Regions from separate parts of the Homo sapiens genome. Here region 1 is linked to region 2. Evidence: chromatin contacts called from ENCODE Hi-C or POLR2A ChIA-PET data. All regions are on one chromosome and are shown on one strand. Each heading gives the region's core, a stretch centred on a gene start or an enhancer-like site at or near the end of the contact. The rest is flanking DNA. Distances are from core to core; before and after follow the strand shown.

Region 1 (2,700 bases), core at 201-2,700, 47 kb before region 2:
CAAAAAAACTCAATTGTCATAAATCCCCTCCCAAGAGCAACTCAGTAATCTCTTCTCAGAGTCTAGAACTCAGCACCACACCCAAACAGATATTGTCATCAAACTCTCAAATCTCTCATCCATTCTCCTAGGAGCCCATTTCTCCTTCCAAAAGTCATTTGCTTTTCCATTAGTGCCCTCTCTCCCCAACCCTTCCTCCAGTAAGTTAGGTACATAGACCTCAAATTCTTTTTTTTTTTGAGACAGAGTCTTGCTGTGTCTCCCAGGCTGGAGTGCAATGGCGCAATCTTGACTCACTGCAACCTCCACCTCCCAGATTCAAGTGATTCTCCTGCCTCAGCCTCCTGAGTAGCTGGGACTACAGGCGCCCATCACCATGCCTGGCTAATTTTTGTATTTTTAGTAGAGACGGGGTTTCACCATGTTGGCCAGGCTGGTCTTGAACTCCTGACCTCAAACAATCCACCCACCTCGGCCTCCCAAAGTGCTGGGATTACAGGTGTGAGCCACGGTGCCTGGCCAGTAGACCCCAAATTCTAACCACCCCTGTGAGTTGCTCCTCACTGGGTGCTCTCATATGTAAGGAAGATGCACAGGTTTACAAACTCCTGTTGGTTTTTCTCTCATGAATCTGTCTTTTATCAGCTTAGTTTATAGGGCACTAGTCAATAACCTAGGAGGGTAGAGGTAAAAAGGTTTTCTTCCCATACACCTGTGTCCTTACTGAGACCTCTCTGTGGCTTGGGAAGTCTTTGAGAACACCAGACAGCAGGCAGCACAGCCCCTGGCTCCCAGTAACCTGCCAAAAAGATTTGGTGAGTCCAGGCATGGTGGCTCATGCCTGTAATCCCAGCACTTTGGGAGGCTGAGGCAGGTGGATCACCTGAGGTCAGGAGTTCAAGACCAGCCTTGCCAACGTAGTGAAACCCCGTCTCTACTAAAAATATAAAAATTAGCTGGGTGTGGTGGTGGGCGCCTGTAGTCCCAGCTACTCGGGAGGCTGAGGCAGGAGAATTGCTTGAACCAGGGAGGCGGAGGTTGCAGTGAGCTCAGACCATGACACTGCACTCCAGCCTAAGTAACAGAGTGAGACTCTGTCTCAAAACAAAAACAAAAACAAAAACAAAAAACTCAAAAACAAAAAACAACCCAAAAAGATTTGGTGAGTAAATAACAGAATATCTTACTCTGAGTGACAGCATTTAAATGCAAGTGGTCCTAACCAATCTGTGTATTAGTCACTCAGGGCTTCAGCTGAGATCTGTAGAGTGGGTGATGGGGTTTTGGAGGAGAGGAAAGGGCATTTTGGAGGGAGGGGTTGAGTCTCTGTGTGCAGGTCTTGCATTGTTGATTTAAGATGGGGTGTGGGGCCCAGTTGTATGCCTATTCAATGTATTAGTAATTCGTCAGCCACACCTAACTTTGTGGTTCTAGGTGTGTCTCTTCTAACCCACTCACTGGGCCAACCAGGGGCCAATCAGCCTTTTTCTTATCTGGTATTGGCACCAGGGAATTATAAGTCTTTAAAGCCAAGTGCTAAGTTTCCAGGGTTGGGGCCACTTGGCTACCTCCGGGAGGCTGTGATTTGAATCTTATATCTGATCTGCTATGGGTTCCTCCCCTGGCCATTCCCAGAAGGTAAACTTTCATCCTCTTCTGCTGACTTTTCCTTATGGTTTTGTCCTGCTCAACTGCCTGCCAGTGTCAACTCCTAATGCCTGCTTTCAGATATTTTGAAGAATGGGACTTCAACAGGGCTTTCTCCTATCCTGATCCAATTGATACGCAATCAGTTGATGTATTATTAAAGGATTTTACAGCTGCAAAGGGTTGGAGATCATCTTAAAGGGAGATTTCTGGGGTTAAAAGTTGACCTGGTACTGGCTGGGCGCGGTGGCTCATGCCTGTAATCCCAGCACTTTGGGAGGCCGAGGCAGGTGGATCACGAGGTCAGGAGATCAAGACTATCCTGGCTAACACGGTGAAACCCCGTCTCTACTAAAAATACAAAAAATTAGCCGGGCGAGGTGGTGAGTGCCTGTAGTCCCAGCTACTCGGGAGGCTGAGGCAGGAGAATAGCGTGAACCCGGGAGGCGGAGCTTGCGGTAAGCCGAGATCCCATGATGGCTCTCCAGCCTGGGCAACAGAGCGAGACTCCGTCTCAAAAGAAAAAACAAAAGACAAAAGTTGATCTGGTACTTATTTCAAAGAATACACGTCATTATTTCTAAATGGCCCTTGCATTTTACAAGAAAATGAATCTGTGCAGTGGTTATTGTGGAAGAGGATGTACCTTTCTTTTCCAAGTGCTTGGGGTGGATTACCTGTCCTGGGAAGACAGCTTAGGGTCTTCTGTTTGATAGCATCCAGCTTGGAGGGAAACTAGGGACCCCTTAACATGGGAGTCGGAGGTGACTGCAAGAGGTCACACCAGGAAATTAAATAATATACTAAATAGCACAGCAAGAAGGCAGTATCTTTCAATTCCCTTTTATGCCCACTGATTAGATCAGAGAGCCTCAGCTTAGTCCTAAAATGTCTTGAACACTTCTCTGACACCAATTCTTCTTCTCCTTTTCTATCGGCTTTCTCTTCTTCTTCCTCATCATCGTTCTTCTGGTAAGTAAAGAGGGAGCAATTCCCAGGCTCTCAGCTTTCAGGAGCTTGCTGGAATCTAGAACATTTTCTCCATTATGTTTA
Region 2 (2,700 bases), core at 4-2,503:
CATCTACCACCACAAAATTTTTTTGTATTTTTAGTAGAGACAGCGTTTCACCATGTTGGTCAGGCTGGTCTCAAACTCCTGACCTCAGGTGATACGCCCACCTCAGCCTCCCAAAGTGCTGGGATTACAGGCATGAACCACTGCCCCCGGCCTGTATTCTGAACTTCTATAGCCACCTTCACTTGTCTCTGTTTCCTATTCCATTCCTTTTTACACATGCATTATTTCAGACTGGGCTGGATTGTCCTGGAAGGCAGGATTCGTGTTGGAAAATATGTTCTTAGTAGGGGAGTGAAAAATTCGTATGCTTTTGTACCATATCAGTCTTATTAAGCCAGTCTCAGTTAGACCTGAAATTTATTTTCATGTCTTATCTTTGTCTCATCTCAGCTTAATATTGAGCGACTCTTGAATCTTTTAGAGTAGTTGTGATGGGCAGATACACCATTTGCTGTACCACATAGATCCTAAGAAATAATATCACCAGGCCATTTTCAAAGTCAAAAGCCACATAATTTAGTGTTTGGAAATACAAGATTTTTTTTTTTCCTCAAGTGTGGAGACTAGAAAAGTAAGCTGGAATGCCAAACACTTGTTTTGAAATTCTTTTAAACATTATAATTGATATTCCTTATGTTTGGCTTTGAAAACAATTCTCTCCAGAGCCTACAAAGAGCTCCCTCCGATCCTGGTAGCCGGCTGAGGCCGCAATGCTGGAAAAGTTGCCTGCCTGGGTCTGGGAGTCAATTCTGTTCTTTCTCATCAATAGTGGGAGGAGCCAAAGACGATGGAGCTCTAAAGTGTGGACCTCTTTCAGAGCAGTTAAAAAAATCAGTGTCTCTGGCAGAAGAAAAAGGGTAGGGGGAAGGACAACTCAGATCTTGGATCATAAATGAAAGCATCTCTTTAAGCCGCTGCTCCCTCCTTCCTCCTACCCCCAGGCTGCGCTCACACAGAATCGCAGAATCATCACCAAGAGTGGGTTTAAATTTGGTTGCACTGGTAAGGGTAAGGCCCTGACATGACCGTAAATTACAGGGGATGGGGTGCAGCAGCTGGAACTTAATGGGATTATTCTGGGTTGTGACCCCTGCCGGGCAACCCCACCAGGGAGAAGCCTCTGCATCCACACTAAAATTGCTCTGCACTCCATCAGCTGGAAAGGTGTCATATTGCGTTGTGTCAGTGACTTGAGAGTTCTTAATTCAGAGCAGCTGGTTGACCTCTGCAGGAAGGAGTGGCCTCTTTGGGCTATTTCCTCCTCACTGTCTCTTCAAACTTTGCTTTTGTGGAGTTTGGGCAGCAGATCTAATTGGTGGCTCTGTGGGCTTCCATGTGACTTTTCTGTAGCAGCACTTCCATCGGAGCTCCTTCCTCTTCCTCTAGGACCCGCGTTTTATTTTATTTTAGTTTCTTTGAGATGGAGTTTTGCTCTGTTGCCTGGCTGGAGTGCAGTGGCACTATTTTGGCTCACTGCAACCTTCGCCCCCCGGGTTCAAGCAGTTCTCCTGCCTGAGCCTCCCGAGTAGCTGGGATTACAGGTGCCCATCACCACGCCCTGCTAATTTTTGTATTTTTAGTAGAGACAGGGTTTCAACATGTTGGCCAGGCTGGTGTCAAACTCCTGACCCCAAGTGATCCACCTGCCTCGGCCTCCCAAAGTGCTGGTATTACAGGCATGAGCCACCGCGCCCGGCATGGGCCTGCATTTTAATCAAATCTCTAGTCACCTTTTCCTGGCCCAAGCGGTTCTGGAGAGCACCACCTCTCAGATCATGGAATTGAAGCTGGTTGGACGCATATGTTAAGTGTGGCTGTTACTTAAATACGTGGTCACCAGAATAGCTAATTAACATGCTTCCCTGCCCCTTCTGCCGTCCCCTGCACACAGAAAGGAAAATAATGTTTTATTTTTAATTTTTTGGCTTCTCTGATTTTGCTTGCTATTTTTGGCCGAAAGTCTATTTTATTAAGTTCAAAGGCATCTCTGTTTTGCCAGGAGTGGAGAAATAGAGCAACTTGCCAGCAGTACCTGAAGAGACCAGGGTCTTCTGGGCCATAGTGTTATTCTGGGAATCCTGGTTTCCACAGGAAGCATGCTGTTGATTTTTGTTTCTAATGTTGGAGTTTCGTAGTAACACTGTTTTAGTATTGGGGGACTGGGTGATGAGATTCCTCTTGGTATTTCATCCATTTACAGGCCACCACTGACTGAGCACCTACTACCTGTCCTGTGCTCTATTCTGAGACACAAGGATGAATGATCTGTGTCTTTAATGCTTGTGAGGCTCAGAGAGTATCGAGGAAGAAAGTTATGTAAACTGTGGATTGTAATGTAATGTGATAAGTACGGGTGTGTGTCTATTTGCAACACGAATGCTTCCAGGCATGCCAGCTTGTGGGTACAGATGAGGTCAAATGCACTGTCAGAACTCACATTTCATTGTTCCGGCCCCTCCCCCATCACTCAGAACCTCAGCCATTTATCGCTGTGAGTCCCTGGGGTCTCGCTTCTTTTCTTTGGCTCGTGCCTTTATGCTGTCCCTGGCCCCCAGGTCCACTGCTGGGTTCCTCTGCTGCTTGTGTTCCCTGGGATGACCCTTGGGCTTCTGCCAAAAGCCTGACAGCTCCTGCTCCCCAGGCCCACTCAATGCCTTGGTCCTCACCCACATCCCTGAGCTGAGCCACCCTCGGTCCTGG

Evidence for each region. A loop is a pair of places that touch in the nucleus more often than their neighbours do. ChIA-PET counts read pairs that join two places held with the same protein, here RNA polymerase II (POLR2A). Pooled maps may share reads with other maps.
Region 1: a loop to region 2 is called in a map of transverse colon, with 9 times the contacts of the local background. The contact joins two enhancer-like sites. A Hi-C loop is called at or near these places in 5 of 168 maps with a recorded cell type or tissue (CD14-positive monocyte, gastrocnemius medialis, psoas muscle and 1 more) and 8 of 50 pooled maps. POLR2A ChIA-PET finds 5 or more read pairs at or near these places in 6 of 52 experiments (B cell, BJ, CD8-positive, alpha-beta memory T cell and 3 more).

Annotation. Positions count from the first base shown.
Region 1 is chr6:14,929,326-14,932,025 of GRCh38, reverse strand. All of the region lies in intron 2 of LOC105374945 (a long non-coding RNA gene), which reads left to right. Among named protein-coding and RNA genes, the nearest start is that of JARID2-DT, 310 kb to the left of the region's middle. RefSeq lists a silencer at 1,202-1,402. Within about 2 kb of position 1,450, at least 2 of the 41 ENCODE cell types and tissues checked have a DNase peak (open chromatin) inside an H3K27ac peak, as active enhancers do.
Region 2 is chr6:14,882,589-14,885,288 of GRCh38, reverse strand. All of the region lies in intron 2 of LOC105374945 (a long non-coding RNA gene), which reads left to right. Among named protein-coding and RNA genes, the nearest start is that of JARID2-DT, 360 kb to the left of the region's middle. RefSeq lists an enhancer at 1,357-2,068. Within about 2 kb of position 1,253, at least 2 of the 41 ENCODE cell types and tissues checked have a DNase peak (open chromatin) inside an H3K27ac peak, as active enhancers do.